3 separate regions of the Homo sapiens genome follow, and regions 1 and 2 are each linked to region 3. A link is a loop called in an ENCODE intact Hi-C map of the cell type or tissue named here. Cell type or tissue: IMR-90. All regions are shown on one strand.

What was found. Hi-C counts contacts between places; a loop is a spot of excess contacts. Peaks named below come from ENCODE experiments on the same cell type or tissue, not always from the same donor. Only the 100,000 strongest peaks of a DNase experiment are listed, where the experiment ranks them.
Region 1: a loop joins it to region 3, with 13 times the contacts of the local background. A loop is called at or near these places in 2 of 110 quality-filtered maps.
Region 2: a loop joins it to region 3, with 2.5 times the contacts of the local background. A loop is called at or near these places in 3 of 110 quality-filtered maps.

The regions. Positions count from the first base shown.
Region 1 is chr9:116,205,326-116,213,325 of GRCh38, forward strand. PAPPA (pappalysin 1) reads left to right here. Exons shown (of 22, transcript NM_002581.5): 3 at 2,131-2,276; 4 at 6,314-6,607. Among named protein-coding and RNA genes, the nearest start is that of PAPPA, 56 kb to the left of the region's middle. In IMR-90, a CTCF peak has its summit at 3,680 (motif pointing left); a DNase peak (open chromatin) is centred at 3,296; H3K27ac peaks cover 214 bases.
Region 2 is chr9:115,997,309-116,005,308 of GRCh38, forward strand. LOC105376236 (a long non-coding RNA gene) reads left to right here. Exons shown (of 3, transcript XR_930271.3): 2 at 3,539-3,702. Among named protein-coding and RNA genes, the nearest start is that of LINC00474, 76 kb to the left of the region's middle. In IMR-90, a CTCF peak has its summit at 3,635 (motif pointing left); DNase peaks (open chromatin) are centred at 773 and 2,403; H3K27ac peaks cover 815 bases.
Region 3 is chr9:115,689,891-115,697,890 of GRCh38, forward strand. No RefSeq gene overlaps it. Among named protein-coding and RNA genes, the nearest start is that of LINC00474, 230 kb to the right of the region's middle. RefSeq lists an enhancer at 1,047-2,246. In IMR-90, a CTCF peak has its summit at 4,248 (motif pointing right); DNase peaks (open chromatin) are centred at 1,431, 1,991, 3,171 and 4,301; H3K27ac peaks cover 1,380 bases.

The sequences.
Region 1 (8,000 bases), 520 kb after region 3:
GCCCCTACCCCACCCTTTTTCTCTCTTGAAGCTTTCTCATCTCAGAGCTATGGGGCAGAGGTGGCTTTCTCTAATAACATTTGTGTTCTCTGCCTGAGAGAACATTTGATGGAAATGAACAAATCAATTAGAAAATAATAAATTATGTGGAAAGGGCTGATCCAAGAAAATCTCAGCTCCTCTGTGTTTTCATTCTCCTCCCATGCATTGTTTCTCTTTTCACTCTGGGCCTGGGTGAGCTTGGAAATGAGGGTGAGGTTGTGGGAAGGGTTGGACACATCTAGATTTGTACTTGGCCTTGTCTCCAGTTGTGTGATCTCTGAACCCCTCTTCCTTCATCTGTATGATGGCGATAAGTGATAAGAATAGCTAAACATGCACTGAGGCTTTCTACATGCCAGGCATTATTCTAAGCCCTTTACACTCTCTTTATTAACTACCTTAACCCTCTGAACAGCTGTATGGGGTAGGTAGTATTATCACCCTCATTCTTTATATAAAGAAACTGAGGTGCAGGAAGTTAAGTACATTGCCCAGGGTGGCCCAGACATAAAGTGGAAAAGCTGGATTCAAAACCTAGGGCTGTAGCTTAAGAATGAGCCATCTCACCCACTCTGTTGCATTGCTTCAACTACCAAACAGGGATGAGACATGTGTACCTAGCACAGGGTCTGGCATACAGCAAATGCTTAATAAATGTTGGCTGTCTCCTTCCTCGTTCTCTTCCCTGACGACAGAGCAGACTGATTAGAATTCCTCATGAGATTTCCAGCCTAAGAAGTTGAATGTGGGTTCTTGGGGAAGAGAAGGGCTCAGCAGCGAGATTTCAGGTCAATATCTGAGTTTGTGTGGCTATTCTTGGAATTAGTCAGCTACACCTAGACATAAATGTAAGCTCTCCTGGGCCCACCTATCTCCAACTCATGTTTTTTGTGAAAACATGTACAAATTATGGTCACAGGAATGTTTGGTTTCGTGAGCTTGGGGCTTTCTGTGACATGGGCGGCCTTGACACGCTAGATCTCAGACGTATCCTATTCACAGCAGGGTAGAGGTGTAGGTTTTCCACCCATAGAAATGATCTGTGGAGCATCAGGCAGCTGTTACTAATTTCAATGTATTGATAAGGAAACTGAGGCCCCATTAGTCAGGAATTATTGAATTTGAGACTGAGAGTTAAATATTTTTACTCTTACTTTCCCTAATTTAATTCAATTCCATCAAAATCTACTGAGGGCTCACCAGGTATCAAGCTTTGTGCGGAGAACTGGGTAAACAGAGATTAATAAGGCACCTCGCCTTCCCCCAGGTGGCCACAAGTGTGTATTATGTAATAGAAAGAGGAAGCAATTTATTGAAATGGCAAATGAGAGACAGTGCTCTGCTAGTAGGAGGTGGACGAGTATGGAGATGTTAAAAGGGGTGCAGGTGAGGAGAGCATCAGGGAAGTCTTCCTGGAGGAGGGATACCAGAACAGACTTTGGATTTGTTCATTAGAGAACAAAATGCTGATCAGAGTCCCAGCAGAGGAAACAGCATGAATAAAATTGCCAATGGGATAATGCACCGTACAGGGTACAGAGATGTTTTCTGTATGCAGTGGGGTGCTCAAGAAAGGTTGTAGAGATAGATGAGGCTAAGGAGTAGGTTGTGTCTTGGAGGCTATATTGGGAACTTGAACTTTGTCTTTCATACATGGGGAGACCCTTTATTATTCTAAGAGGGGAAGAGCAGGAAACCATCACTAATGTGTGCTACTGGCTGGGCTCTGTGAGAACTCCTTGGGAGAGACAGCATTAAGAAAAAGGAAAACATTGCTAAGTAGCAACTTGAACTTAGTAAGGTATGAAGAAGGTTCTCTAAGCCTCTGGAGATAACGATACTACCTACCTCTGTGTTCATAAGAAGCCTAACAACTTTGGCAAGTCTCTAAAACTCTCGAGAACTTAATTTTATGATCTGTAAAATGGAATCATCTTACTTATAATATTATTGGGGGAATTCAATAAGGTAGTATTTTTAAAGTGCTTAGCAAAATGCCTGGCACTCATAGTAGCTCTAAATTATTTGGAGAGGGCCTGTTATCTTTTTGGGGGCATGATAACAGCCAAGGTTCTTTTTCTGTTTCAGAGCCTACTTGGATGTTAATGAGCTGAAGAACATTCTTAAATTGGATGGATCAACACATCTCAATATTTTCTTTGCAAAATCCTCAGAGGAGGAGTTGGCAGGAGTAGCAACTTGGCCATGGGACAAGGAGGCCCTGATGCACTTAGGTGAGTCTTAGAAACTCCTTCAGGAGGCAACTAGAGTAGGACAGTAATACACTTAGTGCGATGATGATCATTGTTACGATCATGATGGTGGTGGTGGTAGTTGTGAGGGTGAACAACCGATTTATTTATCACTTTTTAATTTACAAAATTCTTTAGCATCCTTTATCTCATTTTGACCACCAAGCAATTTTCTGAAGGAAATAGCACCATATTATTAACCATGTTTTATCAATGGGGAAATGAGACCCAGAGAGGAAATGGGGCTTATCCAACATCACACGCAAGACAGTGACAGTCACAATTGGAATTTAAGTTTCCAACACTGCCCATTGTTTGCTTTCTCCTTATACCCTCTGTCTCCTAGTTCCTGCAAATATCTTCTCAGTCTGGTAACCACACTGTACTGGCACAGCCAGTCATGGGTTGGCTTAAAAGACACCAAAGAGGCAAGAAAAAGTGAGTTTGCAAGAACTCTGTGTTCCTCCATGTTCCACCCACCAACACCAACAGGAACTCTTCTTACATTCAAATTATACATATCCATAAACAAGACATAAGTTTGTACAAACCAATCACCAAAAGTTAGACATGACAACAGTTTCTGAACCAGGCCCTGTAAGCAAACATTGCAGTTCTTTAATTTTATTTTTTCCATGCTCTCTTCCAGGACACATCTATATGTAAACATGCATTTTTTTAACTGTACATTTTTAAAATCATAGCATAGATGAAATTCTGTGTTCTTTTTTCACTTAATATTATGCTATCTACTTTTTTTTCCATGTCGCAGAAGTCTTATCCTTAACTTCCCACCCATATTTTTTTCACTTAATCACAAAAGAAAAGCACCCTTGTGGGTTATTTTCCCCTCTCTAAAGCCAAGATTTTTAATAGCCACATAATATTCCCTTGAACAAGGGCACTGCCATTTATTTAATCATTTTCCGTTTGGTAGAATGTTCCCATTATTTACAAGAATGAATCGTGATGACTCAGTGAACATCTTTATCTGAGAATGTTCAGGCTCAGCAGTGACAGTGCTGGATGTATCCTCAGGCCTGCCTGGTCTCCTGGTGAAACAGAGTCCAGTAGCTTCTCCATTGCTATTCTGTCTTGGAAATGAGAGATTTAAATAATGCAAGTTTTGCTCAATGAAACCATAGACTTAGTTCCCTCCAGACGACTCTCATTTCTCAATTGTTTTTTAGAGAATGAAACCAATTTGTGTGTGTGTGTGTGTGCGTGTGTGTGCATGTGTGTGGTTGTATAAATAAAGATAGATACAAAGATAAATATCTACTTGTTCTCAGCTGGGAGGATTTTATGCCCCAGGAGACATTTGGCAATATCTAGAGATGTTTTTGCTTCTTACAAATGGGGGAATGCTACTGGCATCTAGTGGGTAGAAGCCAGTGATGCTGCTACATGTCCACAATGTCCACTACAAAGAATTATACAGACTAAAAAGTCAATAGTGCTGAGGTTGAGAAATCCTGAGACATATGGTGTATGGGTAGATAGATTGGCAGATAGACAGACACAGACAGGTGGGGTTGGGCAGAAGAGAGCGTGCAGCTTAGGCAAACTTGAAGATGATCAGCTTATATCACATGCCTAGTATGATATATGGGAGTAATGCTAGACTAGAGCCAAAATTCGTGTTTGTTCTCAGCTGTGACTTTACTTAGCAGTATGGCCTTAGGCAATTCTCTTTCCTTCCTCAGGTCTCAATGTCCTTCAATATTAAATAAGCAGGTCCTAGGAGGCCAGAAGACCCTAAGGATCCTTCTCAGTTCTGAAATTCTGTCCTATTAGAAAAGCAACTGAAAGGGCCATGATCAGAGTCTGAGAAGGATTGAGTAGCAGGCTTCTACTGTTAGAAAAAACTACTCCTGATAATTCCATAAATTTCAGAGTCTGGCTCAGGGCCAGGAATAAGGGAGGCTATAAATCCATAGCATGTTATAGTATTTCAGGATGATGTCAGGCTCAAGCTATTTCACCTTTTAAGAGAAGCAATGAAACAGGACTGGGGCCCAAGTGCTGTCACTCTGTGAAAAGGGGTGAGTTGGGAGGGGATGAGGTAAAGCAAACAGGGCTAGCCTAGACATTAAGTCTGCAATCCAATCATCATCCCTGGAATGGTCCTGTCCTCTCATTACCTCAATAATGAAGCTTCATGGAGAGACAGAGAATCATTGGCATTATTGTAGCTGCTTATTTTAGAGCTCACCAGAGATGCAAAGTCCATTTTCCACAGTCACAAGGCCAGTGTGAAGCAGAACAAGGATTGCAACCTATGTCAGCTAACTCCAGCTGGACTCCAGGCTGCCCTCTCCCCATCCCAAGAGATGCTGCTCATGAGTAATTCCTCTGCAGTAGCCCCAATCAAACCCAATTTATTACAACCATATTTTTCCCCTCTTTTTCTGCTATTACACCATGATCCCTGGAAAAAGCCTTGGGTGGGAAGCGGATTATGTTTCATGTTATGATTGACAGAAAATAATTGAGAAAGATTTCCTGTCTCAATTTCTCTTCCTCCCTGCCTCTGCCTGCCCCCTTCTCATACCCAAGTGAATGTGCACACCCGCACACTCACATGCCCTCTCACACATCTTTATCTTTGTGTTAGAAAGCTCTAAGCAATTCAAAATTGCTCAGAAATTCAATCTCTGAAATTAAGTCCTCCAGTGACCCTAACACGGAGACAGAGTCCTTCTTCAAAATCAGAGACCTCTGCATAGACTCTATGAGTCCCTTGACTGAGCAAGCACACCATTCCAGAGGTTCAGTCTAAGATAAAACCCTCCATGCCCATGTGGGGCTTGCCAGCTCAAATCAACAAGACCCTACCTCCTCACCATTCTTTTAGAAGATGCTGCTCTACACCTAAAGTACCTACTTTCAAGGTTCACAGACCTGAGTTTTAACCTTCCCTTAAACATTTTAAAATTTTAAAGTTTAATTATCTCTCTGGCAGCCTGTATGCATCTTTCCAATGCCTAAAATGAACACAGCACAAATACTACCCATAAATTCTGCTGAGATCTGTTCTGTCTATCTGCCCAAGCCAAGCAATTCTCAATCTTCTGAGGCATGTGATATAGACCATTGCTTCTCAAACCAGAATATACAGACAAGTCATTCAAGGCTCATTTTAAAATACAGATTGTGCTTCTGTAGGTCTGGGGTGAGGCCCGAGATTCTGCATTTCTACTAAGCTCTCAGGTGATGATCATGCTGCTTGTCCTCAAGTGATGTACTTGATGTATGGAGGTGCTATTCTAGTTCTCACACTAGATTAGTTAAACCTCACAAACTTCTTTAGATAAGTTAACATTCAGCAAATATTCAACACATATTTAATGAGATACTCTGCTCCAGGCCCTGTGATAGTCATTAATCATAGAACGTTGATTAAGAGTCCTGCTCAAGTGACATTAGCTAGTATGAAAACTGTTACAATGGTGAATACAGCATGGTGCTGACCTTCATTAGCGTTCATGCTCTTACAGCATCAGGGATGAAGATATGAGATTCAGAGATGCTAATTACTCCACTCGATGTCACAGAGTTAGTGAAGGCAAAATGGGAACCAGAACCAAGATCTCTGAGCCTGAGGGCTTTGTCTAGACAAGAATATGTAGAATATTTGGAAATAAGAGTAGGCCTTACTTTGTAAGGGAAAGGTTGCAGCAGAAAGGTTTACTGGCCCAGAAATCAGAGTTTCTGAATTGCTCTCCATTGAAATAATTTGAAATCACCTTGGGTAAGTCCCTTCACCTCTTTAAGCATTGGCGTTTTCATATGAAAAATAAAGGAATTGTACAAAATGACTTTTGAGATTCCTTCCTGCTCTGATAAGTCATGATTCATGCCATAGGTTGTAACAGCTCTCAGGGCAATGGAGTCCTAGGGTGGAGAAGCTTGTGTTTATTTTGGGCAGCATCTCTTTATCCTTGATGGACTTGGGGGTTCTTGCACCAAGAAGCAGAGTACCTAGTTTGCCTGATTCTCTGGATTTCCCCTTACAGGTGGCATTGTCTTGAACCCATCTTTCTATGGCATGCCTGGGCACACCCACACCATGATCCATGAGATTGGTCACAGCCTGGGCCTCTATCACGTCTTCCGAGGCATCTCAGAAATCCAGTCCTGCAGTGACCCCTGCATGGAGACAGAGCCCTCCTTCGAGACTGGAGACCTCTGCAATGATACCAACCCAGCCCCTAAACACAAGTCCTGTGGTGACCCAGGGCCAGGAAATGACACCTGTGGCTTTCATAGCTTCTTCAACACTCCTTACAACAACTTCATGAGCTATGCAGGTAGGGCCCTACACTCTGTAGGGTGAACAGGTCTGGATGTCAGATGTGGGATCCAATCCTGGCTCAGGGGAACCTTGAACAAGCTACTTACCATTTCTAAGGATGGAAGGCCTAGCTCTGCCACTTATCCACCTAATGTCTTTCGGTCATTCTCTTTCTGGGTTTCACTTTTCTCAAGAAAATGGAATTGTTGGACTAGCATCTCCATGATCCTTCCTAAATGTGCAGCACATTTTTCTAAGCTAGTGGTTGTTGAACCTTTTTTATTTAACCCATGTGTCCCTTAGATAAGCATAAAACTCTCACATTCTCTGTTATTTTGCAAGAACAATGAGAGTGCTTTGGACTTTGCAAAGAGAAAATTATGACATGAGATTGAGTATGATTTTTTTTTTCCTAACTGCATATATCTTATCATAGTACTTTTGAGTACCACTAGTAACAGTGTTAGGAGCATTAGGGGATGCCCTGCACTTCCCTTTAGCATGGGATACATCAAGGCCTTGGAGCCCTTTTAGCACCTTTGGCAAATTAGAACAAGACACCCCTTCCTCAGGGCTGTCATAGCCCTTACCACTGCACCTGCAGCTAAGAGTTTTTGTGTTAGTCACAATGCACACAATTGCACATGGCAGGCCAGCATCAAATTCTGTTACCATACTCAACTTAGTGTCTTTTTCCCCACTAGAACAAGCAAATTCTATCAAGCCAAAGATTGCATCTAATACATCACTCTATTCTCAGAAGTCAGCACAGGGGCCAGTGCTTAATAAATGTTTGTTAGGAAAGGAAGAAGTAAAGAAAGAAAGGGAGGAGAGAGGGAGGGCTGGAGGGAAGGAAGGAGGAAAATGAATAAATTCTCTTATAACAGGTATATAAAATTTATTCTTATCAAAAGCAATATTTCTACTCATGTAACAAAATATTGTCCAGAAAGGCCTTTAATATGCTCTCTCTCATTTAATTCTCACAACAAATGTGTAGAGTCAGAACTATCCCCACTCTACAGATGACAGCTTTGAAGCTCACTGAAATCATTTGCACCAAGTCACATATCTGACTCCAAGTATTTTTCTCTTTTACTCTTGTATTTCTTCTAAAGAGAGCTAGCTGATGGTTGAGTGGGGAAATTGAGCAACCTGGGTGGCTTTTACACTCTGTTCCACAGGGATGCTTCAGGGCAACTGCCCTGGTGGCTATATGAGTAGGGCTTTAGGCTCTCATTCCTGCTAAAGCCAGGGAAAACACACCCCCTTTCTGACTATTTTACATTTCTGTTGAGGTTTTGCCTCATTGCATTTGAAGAGAGGAATTTGCTGCTGGAACCCAAAGGTTTCTGTGATCCCCAGTGGTTCTTTCTGCTTGTCCATTTGGGCTGATGACCCCTGGGGGC
Region 2 (8,000 bases), 310 kb after region 3:
TGACTATTAAAATTGTACTGGAGGTGAGGAAGTAAGTTGATAGGAAAACCATCACAAGATTTCTATAGTAGGTTAGGAGAGAAGTGACAAGTGGCTTGGAGAAAGAAGGTAACAGAAAAAAATGCCCTTTGCCAGTATATCCTTTGACTGTGCTTAGCTACGATGACCAAGTCATAAATATGTGTGCCCTCTTGCTGCCAGTCTATCTGCGGGGCAGGGGAATCACCACAGAATATTGGAGTTGACATGAAAGAGGTAGTGATCTGTGCTTCACAATTAATTACATCATAATTAATTACAACGTTCAACCTTATGCATTCATTCTTTTTTTTTAACTTATCACACATTTATAATTATGAGGATCTATGAGAATCCCTAGGTAATGGTTCATGTTAAGTGAGTGACTGACTTTTCATAACTTCAGCATTCTCTCATTTATCCTTTTTTAAACTAGAAGGGCATGTTTAGCAGACACACAAAGGAGACAGGCCCACTTGCCACTCTGCCTGTTCTGATGGGCTGGGAACAAGTAGGCTCCAAGACTCAGAAATGACTGTGGTTTCTGCTCTACTCTCTGGATAATCTAACTACCCAGGGGATAGAAGATTTGTGCCTACCAGATTAAAAAAAAAAATCCTTATTTTTGGTTCTACTGCTACCAGCTTCTTTGACTAATTTTGAAATTATGTCTCCTTTCTTTCAGCCACATTGTTACAAATTTATTATCTAGGCTGATGATATCATCTGGAGAGGGTCCAGGACTGTGGTCATTCAGCTCCTTTTTCCACATTACATAGGCAGCTTCTTCTCTCCCCTTTCAGGTCATTAATTTTTTAAAAGAGGGCTTGCTTTAAATATCTAGAGGAGTGCTTTCAGCTGTGACACAGAGAAGGTTTCCCCTTTCATAGCCTGCAACACGTGCCTGCTTCTGATTGAAGGCTGCTTGCCCAAGTGGGCATTTGAGATCCCTCAAAGTGTCTCATGAGAAGTCTTTGGTCAAAGTCATGCTAAAGGCACTTGTTAACTTTGTTTTCAAACTGGAAACAAACTGGAGAAGGAGTAGGAGACCTGACCTGGAATTGTATGTAATGGGCTATAGGCCAGGAGATTGGAACAGCTTCTCCACAGATTTATTGTGGGGTGTTAGTAATTCCTTTATGGCTCAGCATCCTTCTGTGTAAAATGAGAATGGCTTCATCCCTCATCTCTAATTTTCAGGAGTGCAGGAAGCATTGGAAGAGGTACCAAGTTTTCTAAAAGCACTTTGAAGCTCATACATTCTACAAGTATGTATTGAGCACCGAATATATGTCAAATACTGTGCTTAGCACCAGGTATACAGTGGTGAATAAAACAGGCCTATATGCCAACATGCAACTTATAATATAGTTGGATAGGCAGATGATATACAAGTAGGCAAACAATAAGTATATAGTTACAAACTGAAAAATGCTCTGAAGGGGTTGGGCTATAATGATATTGGGAAATGGGAGTCTGTGTAGAGTGGTCCAGGAATGCCTATCTGAGCAGCTAACCTTGAAATTAAGGCTTAAAAGTTGAGAAAGAGGCAGCCATGAAGGAGGTATGTGTGGTATGTGTGTGTACAAGTGCACACATCAGGGGAAAAGACAGATGTTATGAGCAGAAGAACCAATTTCTGTGGAGTATATTAAGTATAAAAGAAAGTTTGGTGTATTTCAGGAACCACATACAGAGTGATGTGGCTGAAGGCTGATGACAAATGGGTGAAAAGAATTACCCACATATAAGATATAATAGTACTACATTTTGCAAGCTGTTGAGTGAGAATGCTGATATTAAAATGCATCCAAATAATAGATTAAATTTTCCAATCAAATTACCAAATACTGAGGACATGTTGCCAGCTGCTGCAAAAATGAATGAGTTGTGGTACTTTGTCCTCAGATAACTCATAGTGTGCTAAAGGATGGAAAGACACAAGAATAAGCCAATCACTATAAATACAAGAAAAAAATAAATAAAGGTACATATAACGGGTTATGGAGAACAAAAAGGAAGAAGCGACCACAACCTTTCATAGTGGTTTTGCATATTGAAGCAAAGCTTCTTGGAGGAGGTGAAATTTAAACTTGTCCTTGAAGATGGGTCATATTTCCACCAGTGATACTGTCATTTGTAACCACCTGATCATCTGCTTTTTAATTTTCTATTAAGACATCTTATGTAATTAGCTGGAATTTAAGAATGATTATATGGTGTGAGGTCAAGATCACATTCCTACCATTGTTTTTGCCCTTCTTGGCTGTGATAGATCAAAATGACAGAATGCCAAAGAGTAACAGGAGGAAAAGAAGGAAATCCGTGAGGCTATTTCTATGCTATTTGCTCATGTGATCCCTTTAACCTGGAAAAATGTGATTCATCCCATTGCACTTCCTGTACATTCTTCAAATAAAAAAAAATGCCTAATTCACTTCGTGCCTATTTATCTACCCATTATGTACATACTAACACACTATGCTTTAGGCCCTGTACTGGACACTAGGGATACAGAAGTGAATTAGGATGTCTAGCACATAGTCTAATGCATCATAAACACTCAAAAATAATACTTGCTAAATGAATAAAAGGCATGAGCTAAAGTATATTTTAGACAGAAACAGCATATGCAAAGTCATATAGGCATGTAGCACGTTATAAGAAATGAAAATTATCATGCATAGCTAGAAGAAAGAACATAAAGGAGAGGCCCATAAAAGAGAAGCCTAGAGTGATAGATGGGGACCGGATCATGGTGGACCTTGAGGAAAAAGTTGAGGATTTCGAACATTGACCTTGCAACTATGGAGCATCTGTTGAAGGGTTTTAAACATCTTAAAACAATAACAACAAAATCCAATGAAACAGTGAACGAAAACAACAACAAAAGCAAAAACACTAGAAGAAGGGCATGATCTGTATTTCAGCCTACCTCTGTATAGTGCTTGTACAAAGAAGAGAGAAGTCATTCTTCTTTTCCGAACACATTTTTAACATAGGTAGAATGTGCATAAAAAATTGTCTGATTTTGGTTATGAAGGCAAACATTTTATGGTTCTCAATATTTGTATTAATTATTTTCCCTTATCTACTCAAGGCTGATCAAATAAGAATATTTTCAGCTGAGATTCTTAAGTCAGATACCGTATATTTGGATACACCTTACAGAAGAGAAACATCTTAAATTCAGGTGACCAAATACCTTAATTCACCCGGGATAAATTATCCTATTGTCCCATCCAATTTACAATTTGTTCAGGGTTTTTTTCTTTTTAGTGAAGTATCATTATTAAAAGTTGCATTTTAATTAGGGAGGTGTGTAAGGCCTCCACATTATATTCAGACTTTACAATGGCCTCAGCTTGTAGTGTGTGAGACACATTGAATGCAGACGACTTCCTTTAACACAGACTTCCTTTTAGAGTTACACCTGAATGACAATCATCCTTAGTCCATTTTGTTATTGTTGTTGTTTTCAGACCCTTTCCACACAAAATAACCAACATTTTCCTTTCAGAGTCAGCACGTAAGCCGGACTGTCTAGGAAAACCTCCCCTTCCTGTGTCTGGAGGTGTTGAAAAAAATAATTCAACAATGCTGCCCCTGCTGGCCACCAGTGTACCATGCAATAATTCCATGGCCCCTGCCACAGCCCAGGAAATGGAGGAAATGGCCAGGCAGGTCAGTGAGAAATAAAGAGGTGATGTGTGCATGAAATATGGATGGGAAATAAAGGCTGAGTAGTCCTTCCACAGAAAGTGGTCTGAAGTGCCCTTGCTGCAGTCTTTTTAAAAATCATTTATTGTTTGATGTAAATCTATAATTATATATTGCTTTGTTTGGCAATGGTTTTTAATTTTGTGATAAAGCCTTCCAGTATTAATAAAATCAAATAATGAAAGTGCATCTTTAATAAAACAGAAATTAAAGACTGTGATTCTTGAAACCATTTCAAGAGATTTGTAAAGGTTATTTTGAGAAAACGACTAGATGACGGTGCTTGAATATGAGCAGTGGCAGAAAGTACAGTCGAATGCCATTTGGGGGCATCTAGTCGTGTAGCTACAATCTTTTAAAGGAGATCCTATTGTTAATTAGATAAATTTATATTTAGTGCTGAATTAGAATGAAATTGAGAAGATGTACAATTTGGTAGCACCTAAATTTAGCATCATAAATAGAGATACTTATTTTACAAGTTTTCGTCTTGTAAAAATATTTGTTGAAAGAGCCATCTGGTTAAATTGAGAGAAAAGAGTACTTGTAAAACATATTTGGGCTGAAATATTTACACATTTAAATGTGAAAAAACAGAGTTGATAAATTTTCCTACTTAGCATAAATTGCTCTGAGATTTGCAGGTGTCTTGGCATCTGTAGAGTGTATTTTCTCAATATTAAGGTTTACTAAGTAAAGTCAATTGAGGGTATCAAAAATTTTAAATTTCTTGACCATAATGCAGATCTCTGAGAAAAACTGCAGGCAATTTAGTGGAAATATCAAAACTAAAAGGACCATACTGAGAGCAAAAAGCATTAAAAAAATCAGTGATACTAAATTAGATATAAATATGACTAAGAAAGTCATTATATTAGCTAAATATCCACTGATAAAAGTTATCATTTCCTCTGCTCAAATAATCACTACACTAATTTAAAAAGTAAATTCTGTAAGTATATGTGAACTTAAGCTATTTTAAAAAATAATTTAATTTTTGGAAACAGCTTTTTTAAAGAACGATTTTATAGGTCTAACAGTATAATAAAACCAGTCTGTCAGACAACAAATAAATATTTGAAAAATTATATAATTATTTTAATAGTTTAAGTGCTTTGTCTGTGCTCAGAAGTGCCCCTGTGAGCACTGTGAATTATATGATTATTTCTTATAAAGCCCCTTTTACTTTTCCTTGATCTCTTTGACCAAGCGTACATTGTATCTTAAGGCAAGACTTTGTTACGGTCCCTCTGCTATCACAATCTTGAATGTAATGAAAGGCGTTTTTCCTCAAATCAATTCTAGAGGCTATCCTCTCACCCCATTCCCGCAGTCACTGGTATTTGGAGACTTGTGGTTGAACAGGATCTCTGGAATGAATATCTCAGTGGATGCCAGGCACGATGGTCCTACATAAAAAATTTGCTTTGAGGGCTTCCTAACATCAGAAATGGGTGCTTTTCCAGATTAATTCACCTTTTTAATCTGTCCATAGAGAGGAGTAATAGTTGCAAACTGCTTAGTTTCATTAGAAAAGCTTTCTCCTGTTTTTAATGGCACAGGGAGTCCAAGAAGGGCCTATTTTTAATTGTTTCATGTTTTACTGATATCCTGGCCTTCAGTTATCTATCATTTTCTAAAAACCACTATAAAATTTAGAGGCTTTGAACACTATTTTATGTGTTCACAGTTCTATGAGTCAGCAATTTTTGTTGGGTGTTTCTTGTGCTGGGTTCATTTTGGGTCACTTACAACGACTGAGGTTAGCTGGCAATTCGAGTAGAACTGGATGATCTCAGTTGGCCTCACCCGCAGGACTGGCAGTTGGCAGACTACTCTCTGGGATGCCTCTCATTCAGGTGAACCTGAGCTCCTACAAGTTGTGGTGTCAGGATTTCATCAGAGGCAAGAGTGCAAAGTGTGATGCATAAATACATTTAAAGTCTCTGCCATTGTCACACTTGCTAATATTTTTTGGACCAAAGCAACTCACAATTTGGCCAAGACCAAAATCAAAGTGGAGGGAAGAAACCTCTACTTTTTAATAGGAAGGGTGGCCAAGACATATTGAAAAGTGTGGACATACAGGGGCCGGGCGCGGTGGCTCACGCCTGTAATCCCAGCACTTTGGGAGGCCGAGGCGGGCAGATCAAAAGGTCAGGAGATCGAGACCATCCTGGCTAACACGGTGAAACCGCATCTCTACTAAAAATACAAAAAATTAGCTGGGCGCGGTGGCAGAGGCCTGTAGTCCCAGCTACTTGGGAGGCTGAGGCGGGAGAATGGCATGAACCCGGGAGGCGGAGCTTGCAGTGAGCCAAGATTGCCTGCACTCCAGCCTGGGCGACAGAGCAAGACTCTGTCTCAAAACAAAAAAACAAAAAAACAAAAAACAGTGGACATACAAGGACAGTGGAATTATTGTGATCGTCTTGGCAAGCAATTTACCATATTGTCTAATTTTTGCTCACATTTACATCACTTTAAGAATGCAATCATGGCTAAATGCCTATGTGAAGCACAAATAATACTGTAGTGAGGCACATCTGTGGGTGAATTCTTTCAAGGATCAGTTGCCCCCATTACAGTGGGGGTAATAAATAAGCCCTGTCAACTTCACAGTTTATTGTGAGCTAGATTGAACTTGTGAATACAGAAATGCCTTATAAATTACCAAACAGATGAGAAGGATTATCATTAATCAAAATCCAGCACAAACTGTGCTCCTCCCAAGACATCTCTCTTGATATTCCATCCATCACCAATTTCTTGAGTCTGCAGTTTATTGGCACTTGGAGTCTAAACCACATTTTATTGTCTCCTAATTCTCTGTTTCTTTGTGTAATTATTCCAATGCCACTTCCAATAATTCAGGATACACATGCTCAGTATCATCTAAGTGTCAAGTCTAGCTAATTACTGGAGAGACAGGAATGAATCAGGAATAATCCTTGATTGGGGGGAACTTAAAGTCTAGATCCTGATCTTGGCTAGCCAAGTAATCTCAAACATGTTTTATGGAAGTTTAAAATTAGGTGTCCAGACCAGACATCTGAGGACTGAGCCATGACTCTTGGGCATCTCTCTTGCCCTGAATAATGGTCCCCTTCCTCCTCCCAATTCTCTGGTCCCTATAGACGCTGTAAGTGTATTAGTCAAACTTCCTTATTTACTTTGGCTACTAGTACTCTCAGAACCACAATTCTAAACCACCTTGGCAGATAGGGGCAGAGGCCAGGTCTTACTTATCTTGGTGTCCCTAGCACTTGGGACAGGTCACTACTGGCAGATATGTTATATGTGCTGGATAGAAGATAAGTTGATTTGTGTATCGCACTGACACTAAGTCTTCTCTTGACTTAATTGTCTTTTTTCTGGACTTTTATTATTTTTGTTCTGGCTTCTTGTTATAGAAGAACTAAATATTAAAAAAATAGCTGTACTAGTACTATCAGTATTAAAACTGAAAGCTTCCAGTGGGTATTAAGTTCTGTCATTGGTGATATGCTAGCAATGACAAGTATGTATCAGATGGTGAGTGAGACTAAATGTCCTTGACTTTTGTCTTTTGTGAGGATGATATTTGTGATTATTAACTCCCTTTGTAATGGCCTGACTTCTGTCTCCAGTGTGATTTAATATAGCATTATTAGACTGTATGTGTGTTGTGTGTGTGTGTGTTTGTGTGTGTTAATGAGAGCACAGTGGCCTTTCTGATACCTCTACTAAGATCATCACCATTTTTATCTTTATGGGGCCATTTACCCCAAGAATCTTGTAATTGGAAACTTTTTATGAAGAAGCCATGTTTCATTTTAAATAAGACAACCACATAAAATATTACCAAGTGTGTGTCTTGAGTTTGCTTTGGGCACAAAACTATTTTGAAAAGCTGGCAACTAGAAGCAGACTAGTAAAGCAAAATCCTGGAGTCTTCAGAATGTACATGTGAGATCTAATTCAGGCTTAACCTTGCTGCAGCTCTGTGACTTTAGACAAATCACTTCCTCTCTCTGGGCCCCAGTTTTATCATCTATTTCTCTAAAACAAGAATGTCATTCTAAAAGAGGCAGTATCCCCTCACCATCCAGGAGCCCACATCAAGCCTTCCAGTGGGTGAATGAAGGCAACACGGTTTCCATGGCTTAGATGACCTCATGTCGTCCAAATCATTGATGAAATTGACCAGGATAAGGCTGTGTCAACTCTCCCACTAATACTACTTCCAGTAATAAATTTGGATACATCTCCAGTAATGGGTG
Region 3 (8,000 bases):
AGGATGGCAGGCAGCAATATTTAACCTCTTTAAGCGAGCAAACTTTTCCTCAATACATTTAAAACACAATTTATACATAGAGAGATGACATGCTAGTTACAGATTATTCTTATCTATTTATTATAGCAGGTCCCTATGGTGATTTCTACCTATGGGACTTAGCTTAGTTTGACCCAATGTATGTGCTCCTGAGAGAAGTCAGTTTCATTTATTTTGTAATCATCAAACTTTTAAAATATTGATACTAACTTGGACAGGCCATGAGTGCCATAATTAGTTCCATTTAATAACCTGTGACTTTATTTTTATCAAGAAAGAAACACAATGTTTTTAGTAGACTATGAAGTAGAATAAAGAGTGGATATGGAAACAAGAGATCTTGGGTTTAAGCCCCTGTTCTTCTGTTTCTTACTTATGTTACCTTTTACATAGTTGAGGTCAGGTGAGAATTATTATCCTAAGACCATTTCTGGTAAGAATCAAGATAGCTCTGCTGTGGGATTCCCAGGGATGATATAAAGATTAACTGTGCTAAGTGAAAGTGCATTGTGCACTATGAAACAGTATCAGAATATAAAGTAATTCTATTATTAATTTTAGTATTATTAAAAATTAAAAACTTAAGCAAAGAGGCTATTTTTTCATAAGCCAACTATTTTTTCTCATATATACCACTGTTTGACCCTTTCTTGATAATACATTGTCCTAGCTGAAATTGTTAGGAGATTTCATTTCATGCCGGTAAACACAGCCTCCAGTTTGTGGCACTGCTACTGTGGATTCCTCAATTTCTGTTGTATGTACTATTCATCTATGTATCCAAACTACTTCACACATAGTAGGCACTCAGTACAGGATTGATAGACCTATAACTGAACAAATGAGAAAGATGAGGACTTATATAAAAACAGATGGAGTTAAAAATTTTTATTGGACACAAGATCATGGTACTAGCAACTCCCCCATCTGAAAAGAAGCTGTCATAGTCATGGTCCCTGCTACACAGGAAGCTGTCATTTCCACCAGCTGAATGATTTATAACAATTTATTGAAATTGGGATGGGCACCAGATCCAAGGACAGATACATCCATAGATTAGCTAGGCAGCAAGGCTGTGTCATGAATCTCATCTTCCTTGACCACAGAAGGAAAGGCAAGAAGTAACCACTCAATCCAAAGCCAGGTCAATCAGACACCCTTACCACAAACATTCTATTTCATCTTGTCCTTGATAACACAATCTGATGTTTGTACAAGAATCAATTGTTTAGGAAAGTTGACTCTATTCCCCTGATCACATTTAAAACATGATTAGTCTAAGTCAAACATAGTAGTCTCATTCCCCTTGTCAGCATTTGGCTTAGTCATAGCATGTGTCATAATTCCGGTTAATGAAATGTGAGGTTGATGTGGGAAAGTCTCCGGGTGAACTTCTGGAAAAGGTTTCTTCATTCTTAAAAAGAAAACTTAGTAAGAGCAGTGCCTTCTTACACACGATGTTGCTATGTCTGGCTAAGATGGCTTAGATAGGATACAGTAATGATCATGAGGAGGAGTTAGCCCTAGAACAAAGCCACCACGCTGAGCATAGCAGATCAGATTCACGTATAGAACCTAGATCCTTGGGTCATCAATGGGATTTGCAGGGATGATATAAAGATTAACTGGCCCAGAAAGGCCCTATTTCAGGACTTTATGTTATTAGATAACAGACTTTCCTTATTGTTTAAGCCAATTGAATCAGGGTTTTCTGTTATTTGTAACTAACAACACAGTAACAAATACAGCAAATTTAGACACAGACCAACTACCTATGTTGCTGTCACATGCAGACATGCAGAAGGATAATCTAACTTTTAATTCTTTTTTCTTTTTCAGAAATTAGAATTTGAAACAACGGAAAGAGAGAAATTTTAGGTTAGTAGCTAAATCCCCAAGGATACTAATTAGAGAAAGATGTTGGAATTGCCTTAATGAGTCACTGCCAACGCAAGTCCTAAGGAAGCAAAGACTGTGAGTAAGCAAAGGTAGCCAGCTGCTGGGAAGAGGACAATAGAGGAAAAGGTCAGAGGGACTTTAAAAGACTGACTGTGGGCTCCCTGAGGGAAGGAGGGATGGAGAGAGTATCGGGTCCTATAGAATACCTTAATTGTTTTTATGACTTCTCTTTTCCATATCCAGTTCACATGTACTCCTTTCTGTGCATTAAATTGAGTTTCTATTGGCTTCTTTGTAACAAAAAGAACTGAACAGAAACACATATCTATTGGACAAAGAGCAATAAAATGATATAATAACTGTATCTGAGGGTTTTTTCATTTTAAAGAATAAAACAAAACAAAAATCAAACAAAAAAAACCATCTATCTGATGTTGCTCCACTCCCAACAGCATCACTAACCGGTATGTACCCAGCTTCAGCTAAATATCCCTAAAACACCTCTTACTTTCCAAGGCAAAGTCTCCCACTGTTGAGTCGTGTTGACTGATAAAAAGTTCCCTCTGGGGTAAAAAAATGAAATTAGTTTTACCTATCCTGGGGTCACCTCCAAATACATATGCCTGTAATGTATTTCAATTAGAATACATTACACACTCCCTGTCACCTTCACTAGGAGAAAATCAGCAAAGTCAACCAGCATTTTTAGTTGTCACAACTAAAAGGTACTCCTAGCATCTGGTAGGCGGAGGCCAGGGATGCTGCTAAACATCCTACAATGGACAGGACAGCCTCTCACAACAAAGAATTTCCAGCCCAAAATGTCAACTTTGCCAAAGTAGAAAAGCCCTGTACTAAAGGAGACCTTCCATATAATAGACGGAACCCCCTCTTAGAAGAGAGGCCTTAGAAATGCTATGGTTTTGGAGCTTTTCTATTGAGCCCCTCATATTTTCCATCAACAGCAAGGCCCAGGTATTAATTATATGGTCTTATTCTGTGACCTGGTTTGTCATTCCTGAAATAGCTAAAAGTAAAACAGATGTCATTTCAATATCAAGAAGCAGTGGAACAGAAAGTGCCAAGGAGCAGGTGTATCAGATACTCAGAGGTGGTAAAGTCATGGCTGTCCATGCTTTGGAGCTAGGGCATCTACAATGCAAAGGAAGATTTTAAATGTGAATTTTGTGTTCTGGTCTATGAGTAGATGATTCACGACACTAGTTTGAAAATGCCTGAGTAATAACTTGACTTTGTTTCTGCACTGGACATCTGTTGTTTTTGTTCACTGGCATCACTTCCCTTTTCTTTTTTTCTTTCTTTTTTTTTTTCTTTTTTTTTTTTTTTTTTTTTTTTGAGACACAGTCTTGCTCTGTCCCCCAGGCTGGAGTGCAATGGCATGATCTCGGCTCACTGCAACCTCCACCTCCCAGGTTCTAGCGATTCTCCTGCCTCAGCCTCCTGAGTAGCTGGGAATGCATGCGCATGCCACCACGTCTGGCCAATTTTATTTTAACTAGAGACAGGGTTTCATCATGTTGGCCAAGCTGGTCTCGAACTCCCGACCTCAGGTGATTCCTCTGCCTCAGCCTCCCAAAGTGCTGGGATTACAGGCATGAGCCACCATTCCCGGCTCCCTTCCCTTTTCTTATGGGAACAGCATTGAATTTTCCTTTGAGAAAATACCTCTCCCTATAGGGGTAGTTCCTACAAAGTTTCGATGGAATTATGTCAGAGGCTCTTATACTTTCACACCATGGCTTGGCAAGTATCTCAATCTAGGCCAATCAGTCTTTGTTTCCTTAGGATATACATCTTGAGTGAAGTAATGCGTGAATGGGAAACATTTAAAGCTGATTCATGTGAATTGGGATAGTTCCTGAACAGAATGCCTACGGTTCTTTCTATCTAGATTCTCAATTGTCTCTTGCCTGTGACTCAATTGTTCAATGACCTCTCAATTCTGTAAGTTGTTTGTACTTACTTTCATTGTTTCTTCTCCTCAGGTAAATTCAGACTCTTTTTGGTTTCTTACACTAAAAAATTATCAACTTTTACAACCATAGAATTAGGCACTGGAAAGGGAGACTACATTTGGGTTCTCATTGTGTCCCTGCTCTTAATTGGTTATTATGGTGGGAGGAAATCACTTTTCCTCTTCTGGCCTATCTCCCCATCCATGAAAGAAGAGTGATGGACCAGGTCATTCTTAAAGGCCCTTCTAGTTCCAAGGTCATAAATTTCTAGTAAATACCAGACCTTCTTTAACTAGAAAAGGTAAATTAAACTTTCAACACAACCAGGAGGTGGTGCTCCAGTACCATGATGACACATCACTAACGGTGTCCAAGCAGTATTGCCCCTGTTGGGGCTAAGGGATTCCAAGAATCCTACAAGGTCTTTCCACACTGTCTGGTTGATTGAGCAAATTTTCTTCTATTGTGAAACACATTTTTATGTGTGGCTAATGTGGGAAGTCTTTGCAGGACCTCTATAGAGATGGATAAGCCTTCTTCCTCAAATGATTTCCTGTTGGTCAGTGTGGGAATATTATTCCTCGATATTTGGTAAGTCACAGTGATGTTGCGTGGAGATAAGTGGTGATATTGTGCATGTGGGAAGATAACTAGAGTGAGATGAGCAGCTACAAACATCAGGGGCTTTGCATTCTGGCACCAACAGTGCCATGTATTTGATGTGTAACTTTGGGAAATAATCCTGGATTTTGTTTCAGTCACTTCCTTTAAAAAAGATTACATTGCATGAAATCAGTGGTTCCCAAATTTATATTTTCCCAATGATAAACAGTGGAAAAATATTTTATTAAATAAAGTCATACATGAAATTCTCATATAAAGTACTTCTCAAAACTCTTTATAAGGGACAGAAACTCAATTCAAACAAGCTTAAAAGTAAAATAGGAAATTTATTACCTAAAATAACCAGGAAATCTAAGTGGAAGAACCATGTCAGACATGGCTGGGTGAGGAATTGAAAGCTGTCATCAGAGATCCACATCTCCATTTCCTATGTACCTATATCTACTTGGCTTTCTTCTCAGTGCGCTCTCAATGTGTGGCAGCAACATGGTTCTAGGAGAAGAGAAAGAAATAAAAAAGCTGTCTTCCTCATCTCTGCTTTCTTCCTTGGTAGGTTATCCCTCAGGTGCCTCCATAGAACATCTAAGTCATAAGGAACAGAACCTGAAAACTATGGGACAAGAAGATCTATAACATTTCTTGCAGCTCTGAGGAACTAGATCTCTAAGTTGTGAAAAAGGTGACACAGTTCTGTCTCCATTCTTTGTCAGGTTAATGCATTTTCCCATCTCTATAGAGGTCCAGCAAAGACTTCCCACATTAGTCACACACAAAGATATGTTTCACAATAGAAGAAGAAATTATCTACAGATAAATGGGAAAATGCAAGTTTGGGGAAATGCATTAAACTTGTATTTTCCTCATTATCTGTGGGCTAGCTATTTATTTAGAAAACAAAATGACAATTTGTCATCTTTGCTTGACTATTTCCTCATTCTCCAAAATATCTGTAACCTCATTTACATCATACAATCTCTTTGTACATGGTAGGAAACCCAAAGATAAGTTTCTCTACTATTCCAATGACACAATTGAGGAGCAGATAATCAAATAATCCAGTTACCAAAAGATAAGTATAAAATATTGTATCTACAAGAGCCCAGTGAAATCACCTTGCCCAACTCAATCATTTTTCACTTAAACAGATAGATCCAAAGGGGGAACTTTTGTTCTCAATACCATGTAATAATTTAGTCCCCAAGCAGGAATTGGAAGCCAAGATTGCTGCTTCCAAACTCCTTATTTCATCTAATTGTTGTTTCAGTGTAACTAGCAATGTCTTTCTCAATAACACAATTCTGATCATATCACTTTTTCCATCAATTATTTCTATGATTTTCCATTTTTAGTAAATGGTATGAACAACTTAGCATGACAATCAAGACCTTTTTTGATGCAGGCTCTAGCCTACTTGCCCAGCCTCATCCCTACCACTCCTTGCTCTTCCCATCATGTTTCAGCACAACTGACTCTTCTTGGCATCCCTTATATGTTTTGCTAGTTTTAGCTTCTAATCTTTGCTCAAAAAATCCCTATGTCTAGAATACTACCCCTTTCCCTCTTTTGTCTCATGATTTCTCCTTCTCTAAGATTCATTTCATGGGTTACTCTTTTCGAAGAATCCTGTGATACATCCTCTTCCCCCAAAGTGGTTTTCCCATGGGATCTCATGATTATTCCTATGGTTACTCTTACTAAATTAAGTGGAATTGTCATTTTATGGATCTAGCATTTTGCATGTCACTTTGGATAAACAAATTATGTTAATATTCGACTTGAAAGATAAGTTGAGGAACGAAAATGCTTTTCCAGGGCCTCTAAAAATACACTAGAGCAGGCATCACTCACTAATGGTTCTCTTTATTCAAAAGCCTGAACAAAGTTCCAGAATTCTCTACTCCATGATGCAATCACTACCTTTTGATTGAAGTTTGTAAATAAATGGAAACCCTATTTACCATTCCTATCTGTATCTAAAACAAAAAGTGAAGTATATTTCTTCTAAGGTGTCATATTTATTTGATCCTGAGGTCACTGGAGAAAACCTTGAGGTTACAACTTTGTTCAATAGCAAAGAGGACTGAAATCTGATAGTGACATCTGCCAATGCACAGGAGGTGAGAATATGGCATACATTATGTCAATATGTTGACTCCTCTGCACTGCAATGGTTCTCAATCTTTTAATCCCAGTTCTACATTTGGGGGATCACATTTACATCTTGGCAGACTCCAAACATAGTGACAGTGCACTATTGGCCATTTTTACTCAGGTAAAGAGGGTGCAAATTACATGCAATCCTCAGTTCTAAGTATAACGACACTTATTTCTCTTACTCTGAAGAAAGTGAACTCAGGTCTAGGTCACGGCTGCAACCCAAACCTTCCACTTATCCGTGTCTCTCGCTATTGAGTATCTAGTAATTTATATTCATCTTCAAGTATTTATGGTACTCAAGGATAAAGGAAGCACCTTATTCATCTTTGCATCCAAATTTCCTCTTTATATGAGATAAGCTCAAAGTATTTCACATGTTCCTATCCTTAGACTAGCACCTTCAAAAGTCATCTCAGTTTATCTTTATTAGAATCCTATAAAGCAATTCTGATTATTTACTCCTGGTAAAATAATGTAGGGATAAGATAAAATAACTGATTTACCCAAAATCAGTTTATAAATTTCAGAGTTTGGAACCAAGTCATCCTAAATATAAAATGCATTTATTTTATTTCAATGAAACATGCTTAATAAATATTTGCCAGATGACCAAATGGATAAATGAAGGGATGTCCAGGCTATAAGAGCTGTTTGAAATATTTTCCACTTCTGGCATAATATGTGTTCCCAATTTATTTGACTGGCCAGCTTTTACTTTTTTGCCCTACATTTGCACTCTTTGCAGAGAGATATCAGAGTAGAATCCTGCTTGAAAGTTTACCTATATCTTTTCTAAAGCCTCCCTTCATACAAAAACTACCACATCAAATACAAATGCTGAAAAAAGAGATATTAAGTTAAAATAAACTTATTGTAGCCATCCCTCGAAGGCTATCTAAAAATACTCATTGTAAAATATTTGTGTGTGTGTGTGTGTGTGTGTGTGTGTGTGTGTGTGTGTGTGTGTGTGTATGTATTTTCCTGGAAGAAGGAATTACAATGTTCTCACTCTTTAAGATTCTGACCCCTGCAAAAATATTTCTTGATTAGCCACACAAAGGGGATAACATATTTTGTTTCTGAAAAATAAAATAATTGAATAAATTCTGAGTAATTTTTTAAGCTTGATACATTACATCTTCTAGAGACGCTCTTTATATGGTTACATCGAGCTCTTAAGAAATCCTTATACTGGCCGGGCGCGGTGGCTCATGCCTGTAATCCCAGCACTTTGGGAGGCCGAGGGGGGCAGATCACCTGAGGTCAGGAGTTCGAGACCAGCCTGACCAACATGGAAAATCCCCG